Linked DNA regions of Homo sapiens: regions 1 and 3 are each linked to region 2. Evidence: chromatin loops called from intact Hi-C (ENCODE). Cell type or tissue: endothelial cell of umbilical vein. All regions are shown on one strand. Each heading gives the region's core, and the rest is flanking DNA. Links, peaks and the distances in the headings are about the cores only.

Region 1 (3,361 bases), core at 486-2,985, 240 kb before region 2:
ATGATATAGTTAGCTGCTAAATATTAATAGGAATCGTAGTCTTGCATAAAATATAACTTATAAACCTTGCCAATACAGACGCACCAGTAATTAAAGTTGAATATATAATTACACTGATTTATAAGACAGGCAAAAAGTTACACTTTACTAGCTTCTATGTAAACTGTGGGTAACAGTTAAACTTTGCATTTTACGGTTTATAAAAACGGGCAATATCTTGACTACAGTTCATAAATGGTTTAGAGACCTGTAACAGTAGTAAAAATTATAACAACTTATTCCATCATGAATATTCTTATTGCACCATACAAACCAACCTGTGATAATGACCCATAAGATGTAGATTCATCTTAGACACTGCTTTATGCCCAAGAGAACATTAGTAGTACTAAGAATCTGTAGAGGACTGCTGGAACAATAATGATATGGCATTTGAGATCATCTAAAAAATGTATTAAAACCGATTTTGATAAACTTTGTCATATTATGAACGTGGTATAATTTAACTCCACTTAAATTTGTATTTTCAACTTATACAACAGTAAAAACTTCGGAAAAATTCTAAATTTAAGAAGCATATTAATATAGATTCTTCCCTTTAGAGAGTCTGTTAACCACACTTACATGTGCGGCTGAGGTGAGCAGCCCGGACTACTGTTTCCATTGCTGTCAATGTGATCCAGAGAACCATTGAGGTCTTCGTGGACGGCCTGCAGTAGGCCACTGGATGCATTATTTATCAGTCCAGGATTACTTAGCAAAGGTAAACTGCTCTCTGCCAAGGCAGCCTAGTGAAATGAAGATTGTGTAAAACAACTTTCAAAATGGCATTTAAAATAATTTTTAAAACATGTATCTTCTTTTAATGGGTTCCAATAAGGAAATAGATATTTTAGAAGGATTAAAAGAAAATGTATTGAAAAAAAATTCCTAACTGGCTACTTGTGGCAGAGATGCAAGGAAATTAAGTGCGATGTGAAAATATAAACAATCGTCCTTGCAGCAAACTTTCTCACTCATGTTTCAACCTTTGGCATAATGAAATGTTGAATCCACACATGTAATGAAATACTCCAGTTTAATATAAGCAGTTGCTCTGCTTTTTAAAAATGACCAGAACTTAACTCAAAATAAAGAAGTCCTGACATTTGCCTCCTCTGCATAAAAATTATATATTATAATTAAACTTTAAAGTTTTTGCCACAAGCACCATGTTCCCCAACACTATGATGTGAAATCATTTATGACAGCCTGGATAAATATTAATGCATAGCCACATGCACTTGCAAAAGCTTCTATCAATCTAGCATTTGCAGAAAAACCGAATGTTCCAGATTTTGCCACAGGGTGTCCTTCTTGCTTCTTCACATCAAAAGTAGCTTGAATTAGAACCAGTGCTGTCTATAGTACTAGGTACTACAACTTGGATGATAAACCAACTATTAAGAACAATCACAATCTCACCTAAATACAAAGACATGCCAAAAAAAAAAAAAAAGCCCTAAACATTCAAATACAACAAAACTGGGAAAGTACATTACCTGCAAACTGGCATTAAGAGCTGCTCCATAGCCTAAACTGGTAGGTATATTTTTTACTAAGGTTGGACTTCTGAAAAAAAAAATATATAAAGATCATTTATACGTCAAAATATAAAACGTGGATATCAATAGTCTCAGCTATAAAGGTATGTTCTGGCTTGTCTCACACTAATAGTCCATACTGGATGTATATAAGGCCACAAAAATAAGGTAATAGAGTTCAAATATATAACCCTTTACATAATACATATTAACTTGATCCAGGAATATAAGAAATGAAACTTTAGACTATGGTGTGCAGGCAAAGTGAGACATGACCTTGAGGATCCTTAAACCTGTTTCTAGTTGTGTGAAGGTTTCATTTGCAAGAACAGCAACATTCATACAAAATTTTTAAAATGTAAATATACAATACAATTACCAATTTGATGCAATCAGGAAATAATTAATGGTTAATTTCTAGAACACCATGAATTAACATAACAAATTACCATAGTTAATTAAATGACAACATAATAGATTAACTATTTCTTGAATGCAGATATTAGCACATACTTGACTATAGAAATCAAAAGTCAAGGGCCAATAGTAGATAAAATACATTAAAGTCATCTCTTCATATTAGGCAGTAGAAGTTTGGGGGAATAAGTAAATTCTACATGGAGTTAATTAAGCACAAAATGTGTTTTACTATATTTTGGACTTAAGTTTGGCAGTCTTGTTCTCTATAAAACAAACAAAATTCAAACTTCCCAGCCAGTAATTTTCTCACACTAGTATACCTTGGTCATCTCAACAGCACTGTACAGAAAACCATCACAGTTGGAGTAAAAGCAAGGTAGGTCCAAATGATAAAGTTTGTCTTGGAAAATGAGAGTATTTGAGAAAGAAATAGCCTTATTTTTTTATAAAGTCTTCTCATAAATTCTTCATAAAAAGGTACTTTCAGGATTACCAGTATATGCAAAATTAGCCTCATTTTTAAAAAGCCTTTTAGCTTCTACTGGAAGCTACTGTATTGTATAAAAACAGGAAGTGTCTCTCTCTCTCTAGAAAGCATGTTCCATCTTGAAAAACAATTTTTTGATACACGTAGAAATGCTGAATTGATGAAAATAGTAACCAAAACAGTCCTGTGATGATTTTTACGGAAAAAATTGATAGGCTACTGTTGATTTATGCCACCTACACCTAGATTCAAAATGCAGTTCATTGCCACGAGAATGTTAGCATGCCATTAAGCTAACTGTCTCCCCACCCCAGCCCCAACTTAAAGTATTTACTTTTCCTGGTGGATGCAGGATACAGGATTACAAAACTATCACAAACATACCCTGTTATCTTTTGTGACCTTCGCTTCTGGTATTCTACTTCATCCACAGTCCATACTGCTCCTTTAACATTTTCTACTCGAACAAAACACTTGTGCAGGCTAAGATTATGACGTACTGCATTCTAAAGCAGACAGAAGAGAAGAAAAAATGGCAAAAATAATATTGTCTAATAAGGCAGCCCAACATACTACATTATTGATCTTACTTAATCAGAGTGAAAAATCTTAACATGTTTAAGTATTAAAATCAAAATATGGCATGATATTACAAACCTCAAACTTACAAATTACTGGAATCTGCAGTTTGAACTTTGTGATAAGAGAACCTTCCAAGCTATTTTAATAATAGCTGTGTCAAAACCTTCCTTTCATTGAACTGGTCTAAATTGCAATATCTGTACAAATTACAGTATCTTTGAAAATGCCAGAACAATTAGGTCAGCTCTGTTGTGTCCCTGATCAAGCACTCAGGGATGGTTGAAATGTC
Region 2 (3,361 bases), core at 546-3,045:
GTTTTGAAATATAGCGAATGTTAGAATTAAAGGCAATAACTGCATCAATTTTATAGAAAAGATATGTTAATCCTTAATGAACTTAAAGCCCCATTCTAAAATACATTCATGAAAGAACAAAAAATTCAGTAACCTTAGGTACCTAACTATATTAATATAGTTAAAACATAACCAAGGGAAGGGATATTTACAAAGGTTTTTGCATGTTTATTTATTAAATTATTACATATATTTCTGTAGACACTTCCTAAAGTAGCTATGTAGGCACCCACCATACCCATTGTGTTAAATCACTTTTAGAAGGCACTCTACAGACATACAATACATGACTGAAGTTTCTCAGTCATCTGAAGGGCATAACTTTTGTGTTTACTCTTGTTTATGGTTTACATAATGAACTGCATAGAACAAAGTAAACTTCAAACTCAGGTTATAAACACACCTTATAGACCTAATCAAAATGCCTCCAGAGTACTAAAATCTATAGCTATGATTTTACTCATTTTCTGTTTATTTAACATCCAATTGGAGCTATGAAAATAAAGAAAGATTTCTTGGCATTTTTTCATAACCTATCATCTACTGATACTCAACTGCGATGTTCATTTACAATTACTATTTTTACTTGGCTTTATAAACGCAATCCACTGGATTTGCAGGCAAAATTGAATCTGGCTAAAAATACTTAGGACTCTCACTTAGGGAAATTAGGAGGAATATTGTAGCATTCCACTGGTGTGATATTTCCTGCGAATACACCAAAGGCAGAAAAGGGCTATCCTGAAAAACTGTATTTATTAAAGTAACCAGTAAAATAAGCTAATCCTGGGACTGTGGTAGGCATATAATTCCTATGATTGTTAAAACAAAATATAAATTGTTTTTCTAATACTTATTGTCTGTGAAAAAAATGAAAATTGTAAAATAATAGATAAACCATTCAAAAGTACTATGTAGCTCTTATAAAAGATTATTCTTGAAAACAATGCCTAAAGGTTAAGACATTATTCAACCCATGTAACTTTTTTAATGCTGTTATTGTTTAAAATAATGTATCTATTAAATTTTACTCTAGTGTGGGCATTTGCTTTAACTTTTGAGATGTATTTTTCTCATTATATACTACCTTAAAATGTGAATTATTTCACATAATTTGCAATCTTTTCAATAATCATTATTTTAATGGATGTAATTTTAATGATTTTTAGGCATTTAGTTTAAGTGCAATTCAGAGTTACAAAGAAATAATATTTATTTTAAAACAAATATAAACTTTTCAAACAAGTGTACTCATTCTGGCCTAATATAAGTATATGCTTTCAAAGCTTTCTTTTCTCTGTCACTGTTTCTACAGACTTGAGTCAGTGAAGAATGAAGTGGCTATTTTTTGGTTGAAAAGAATTTTTTTTTTTTTTTACAAAATCAGGAAAAAGTAATCTCTTATAAAATGAATAACAGACTACTTAAAAGTGTACCTTTATTTTGTAGTTGTTAACATTTCCAGATTTAAAGAGAATATTGCATTTTATGAGACACTTAGGAGAACACAAAAAGTGCTCTTTAATGTTATTGAAAGATGTATATTCAAAATATCTTGGAATGAATTTCAAGAAAAGCAACAGATCGTAGTGTTTACATGATTTACAATCTCTCAGCAGATTTCAACTAATTAATAGCTAATATTTGCAGCTAACGCAGGCAAGCATCTGTCTTTTGAAAAGTCCTTGTGGTCCTTTTCACCTTAGCTCAGACTTGAAGAAATTCATTGTATAAGCAAGTATCAAGTAATGTGGCCCTCTGGTGGAAAACTAAGTATCACGTTCTGCAGCACAATGTAAGATAGTAAACTAGAAGCTATAAAATATTTGTTACAAAGCTTTACAGACCTTCCAAAAATCATCCTGTGAGCTTAATTAATATCCTGACACCTGAAGGGTACTCTGGTACTGGTATGACGTAACTAATATGAAAATCTTATCTCTTTACTCATCCTTCAATCATGTTCCAAATAATAATAAATTCTCAGCATCTTTTAGCTTAACACAACATGCTCAGTTTGCTATGAATACATTTTTCATATTCAATAAAACAAGCTTATTTGTTTTAAGGAAGCACTGAGGAAAACAAAACTTACCTGCTGTTGTTGCAGATGCAGCAGTTCTACTGTGCTTACTTCAGAGCTGGTGTCACCACTTGATCTTCCATCTCTGCTGCCAGCATCTAATTGGCTGCTTAGAGTGCTCATTCCATTTTGATTCATTGAACTGTTGCTTATTGTCTCTGTCGCAGATTCCTGCATCATGACTTAATACCTAAAAGTGATTAAGAAGTATCAATTAACACACGTTACACCTTCACACTTCCATTATCAAGATGTCCCTCTCTGCCAATTACAGAGACAGCATCTTTAGAAGAGGGGGAAGAAAAAAGCCTTGAATAGTCATTTACCAAGGAAAGCAATACAAATTCAGCTTTCATCCAGATGCTAATCATTGAAATTATGGTTTCTATAAGCAATTTTTGTGCGGTTACATTTAACAGCCAAAGTAACATACCATGCATATAGCATGGTCAATAGCATTTATGAATGACCACATTTTAAAATCTACCTATAAAACCAGTTTAAATGAAGGCATGATTGCACACTCTGTTCTGTTTCCTATTATCTACCTTTGACAACCATGGATGACTATACAGCCTTATTTTAAATATTCACTATCTTGATTCTGTCAGAATTTTACAGCACATCTTATGCAAGGCTGTTGTTTAATGATGCACAGCTAATCATACAAAATTAAAATTTTGTAAGGGTGTTACAAATCATATGGTACCAACCAATGATAAATAGTATAATGGGTTTCTTTTTTTGTGACTAAATAAAATTTTGCCTTGGAGGCATTTTAAGAAAAAGCTCCTGCTGCAAACACGTCAGATATTGCCTATTTTTTTAATCAAACAGCTCATATTCATTTATTTTTCTGACATTTAAAACATTTAATACTGTCCTTCCTGGGAAGTAATTAAGCTTATGCATGAGCAGCAATCAAACTGTTCACTTGAAGATGACTTAAAACTCAATTTTAACATAGGCAAATAAATGAAAGATATAAAATTAATTTTCCAGGCATGTATAAGATATGAAAGCTGGAAATAAAATCTATCAAGAATATCACTAATGATTGTGCTAAAAACAGCATAAATTATGCATATTACCTTCTCTACAGTAATAAATGTTTTATCATTTTCACTGCATAAATATACTGTACTTTCAGGATAGCAATGAGATGTCCTGCCAAGATCAGTGGAAATCCTTGCAGTAAATAAAGAACCAATGTGCTCTTACAAACCAGAATTTCACAGT
Region 3 (3,361 bases), core at 486-2,985, 1.4 Mb before region 2:
ATTCTTGCTCTGTGGTCTCCTATAACTAGTTATTTCTGAATGAATATTAAATAAGAATGAAGGAAGGGCAGAAAACAGTGATGTTGCCACCTTCATTCGTGAAGAATTAAGTGGATGGACAGTTTGGGGGTTTGTACAGCTCATGATTCAAGGCTTAGACAACAGAGAATTGCAAAACATCTTCCTGCTGTTTAAATTAATGGACTCCATTTCCTAAGGTTAATATACTACAGAGTATAGATGGGTGTTTCTCAACATTTCCAATGGTGATTTGTTATTCAATGTTACTTTTCAATGTTATGAACTTTTGTTGTTTTCTGTTCTTCCTGGGCATTTGGGTATAGGGCTGGAATGGGCTGTATTGGGGAATGCTAGTCAAATGCCATTTTATGCTAGCAATCTCTTCAAAGATGATCAGAAAGAAACTCAGAGGTAAGAGGAAAAGGAGAGCAATAGAGATGTATGTACTGATTCTGCACCTCCTGTGAAATCCTTCTTGAATGATACATATTTTAAGGTGTAATTTATATGTTTGTGAAAATTCAAAGTTAATGAAGAACATAAAATACAAGTCAATGCTTACATGTTTGACTATGTCTTGGTCACAGATTTTTTTAAAAGGGCCTCCACAATCCTACTTAAGATGCTCTGAATCACTAGTCTATTTTAAAATGTCCTCCACATTTTCCTTAACATTTTTATAAGCAATTTTCATTGTCTTTATTAGTTCCTCCTTATTTAAATTTTTCTTCTTCATTCTTTCTTAAAGACATTTTAAAATGAGCTCAATATATCAGCCTTCTTAGTGCAATAATTAATTCTTTGCTTCCTCTCATTTATTAGTTACCCTATTTTTTCTTCTGTTTCTGTCTTCCCCCGATACATCGGTTCTACACTTTTAAATTCTTCTTATAACAGATCGAGTCAGAGTTTTTTTAATTTTTTACTTATATTTTATTGGTTTTGTTCTTCTATTTATAAATATACTTTCTGTTGGGAGGGGGTTGAGTGAAAATATATGGTAAAATTGACTATTATGCTCTAAGTTGGGTTATTTTTTCTATTACTTTTCACAATGTTTAATGCTTACTATTAAAAAGGTGGTTCTTCTATTCCCTTTATTCTGTGACTTTTCTCAGGGACCTCCATGATGCCTCAGGACACCAATTAACCCTATCTATAACTACAGTAAAAAGAATCATTGATATATTAAGACAGGTTGAGGATCAATTAAAGATGGTGATTTTTTAAAAGTAAGACTGTCCCTTCATTCCCACTGCAATACACAACTTTGTGTTCGATCTTTACCTTTTAGGGCCTTAATTTTATCTTAGAAGAAGACATAATTTAATATTAGAAGAAAAGACAAATATGTTTTTAAGTATGCATAGTAATACAAATAAATGGTAAAATACTGTGAAATGGAGGTTTATGTCGGATCTTCTGATCCTTTTATATAAGCTTATGCATTCATGTTTTGCAAATAGCTCTTTCAATCAGATAAAATTTGTTCTTGTGAATGAAATCACTAATTCTTAAGAAATCTGATTAACACAAGGGGGCAGCATGGTATAGTAGAAAGAGCACTGGGCTTAAGAGTCAAGAGCCTGAGTTCTAGTCTCATCTATTGACAGATGGAAAGGGAGTAACCACTTGAATATTTTCTAGGGGGTACTTGAGGAGGAGCTTTTTCTCTTCATCTCTAAAATTAGGGGTACTGACTATATAATCTAAAGGATTCCTTCAAACTCTAAGCATCTATGCCGAATTTGCCTTTTTTTAATAAATAGTTTTTACAAAGGTAGAAGAGAATTAAAGCAAAGTCCAAATTCGCAGTGGTAAGATTTAAATTAAATGAACATGTTTTCATCTTTATAATGCATGAGGGGGTAGAGCGAGCTCCTTCCTGCCACCCCTGCCCCCACCCCCAAGAGGGAATATTGAACATTGTAGCAGTTGAGCTGACTCTGAGTCAAGGAGGGCTCAGTGAAATGGTCACAACAACTGCAAATTTGAGGTGACTATAAAAACTCTAAAAAAGCTTTGCCTCAGCTATGGCTTAGTTGTATGTTATGCTGACAGGGCAATTGTGAACTCTTCATTCTCCAAGAGGCTAGCAAGCTGTTGGTAAGGGACATAGGGAACTGTCAAAAAGAGAAACCCATGGGAGATCCCATCATTGTTCATCAGCACAGTCAACTGAAGTCACTGTTGGTGCTGATACAAAGTTATAAAAGCCACTGGCGGGAACCAGCGATGAGAAATTCTTTGGGGAACTCTCTTTCATTGGTATTTTTAGATTGAGTTGTGTACTATGGAGGACCTTTCAAAGTTTCTGGTCTGTTCTACCAGTCCAATATATCCCTTTCATGTGGTGAGTAATTTGCTGAGAGAAGTAATTTTATTTGGATTCTAACCTAAAGTTGGTGATCATATTGTCTGCCACATGAACTTACACTACTGATGGTTACTGATTTGATCAGGAGTTAACCATCAACTCAATGAGAGTCAATCCATGAAACAGCTAGGAACTTATGAGGTGGTTTGGAATTGAGTTATTCCCAAGAAGAAAGATCATTAATTGGCCAAAATCAATAAAAGTCTACTTCTTTGTAATTTGAACTAGAGATATGGAGAAAATATCAACATGTTGGTAGCAGAAACATAAGCTAAAAGACCATAGAGAAAAGGCAACATGTAATTGCTAGAAGGGAGAAAATGGCATAATTAAGGATAAATTCTAAATTAGTATATGCTGTGAAGTAGAAAAACATCATCACACAGTAAAAGTAATGTTTTTAGTTGGCAGGTGCAGAAGAAAAACATACAGATCAACTGAGAGACCACATGAGAAAAAATCATTAATTACCACTGTCGGGGGGGTGAGCAACAAGGTAATGCAGTCACTGGTTCAACTTTGGATACTTCCACTACCTGAGTGCATTCCGATTTCAGAGAAAATTAATGACAACCAAAATATAAAGAGTCAACTATGACTCTTTTCCCTGTGTTCTTATGAAGACTGATTACATGGCTAAGATTCCTATTCCTGTCTTAATTATTCTCACACACTTCCTTGAAATAAATTGTTTTGTTTGAGCTAACAAAAGCAAATTTATACAATACATCATGACTATAAATTGATCTCAAAAGATGCAAAAGCAAGTTAAAAATTCATATGAGGTAAACAAAATTCAATCAGATAGCATTTTAAATATCAGTTAAAAATGTATGGTTCAAGAATGAAGTTGTTCAGAATTCTGTCAAGTTCAAAGGTCTTTAAGCATTTAGTAAGGCAGGTTTATAAAGAGCAAAAGAAATGCAAAATCCAATCAAGTGATTAGCTAGGTGTTCCAATACT

The links. A loop is a pair of places that touch in the nucleus more often than their neighbours do. Peaks named below come from ENCODE experiments on the same cell type or tissue, not always from the same donor. Only the 100,000 strongest peaks of a DNase experiment are listed, where the experiment ranks them.
Region 1: a loop joins it to region 2, with 15 times the contacts of the local background. A loop is called at or near these places in 18 of 110 quality-filtered maps.
Region 3: it touches region 2 in a loop (2.3-fold over the local background); 5 of 110 quality-filtered maps call a loop at or near these places.

The regions. Positions count from the first base shown.
Region 1 is chr7:114,661,700-114,665,060 of GRCh38, reverse strand. FOXP2 (forkhead box P2) reads right to left here. Exons shown (of 17, transcript NM_014491.4): 14 at 2,875-2,996; 15 at 1,542-1,611; 16 at 625-788. Among named protein-coding and RNA genes, the nearest start is that of MIR3666, 10 kb to the right of the region's middle. RefSeq lists an enhancer at 3,038-3,361. In endothelial cell of umbilical vein, for the core only: no CTCF peak of the experiment used is centred there; no DNase peak of the experiment used is centred there.
Region 2 is chr7:114,425,453-114,428,813 of GRCh38, reverse strand. FOXP2 (forkhead box P2) reads right to left here. Exons shown (of 17, transcript NM_014491.4): 2 at 2,135-2,312. The coding sequence starts at 2,302. Among named protein-coding and RNA genes, the nearest start is that of FOXP2, 12 kb to the right of the region's middle. In endothelial cell of umbilical vein, for the core only: no CTCF peak of the experiment used is centred there; a DNase peak (open chromatin) is centred at 1,763.
Region 3 is chr7:115,849,692-115,853,052 of GRCh38, reverse strand. No RefSeq gene overlaps it. Among named protein-coding and RNA genes, the nearest start is that of TFEC, 180 kb to the left of the region's middle. In endothelial cell of umbilical vein, for the core only: a CTCF peak has its summit at 1,551 (motif pointing right); a DNase peak (open chromatin) is centred at 1,562; H3K27me3 peaks cover 196 bases.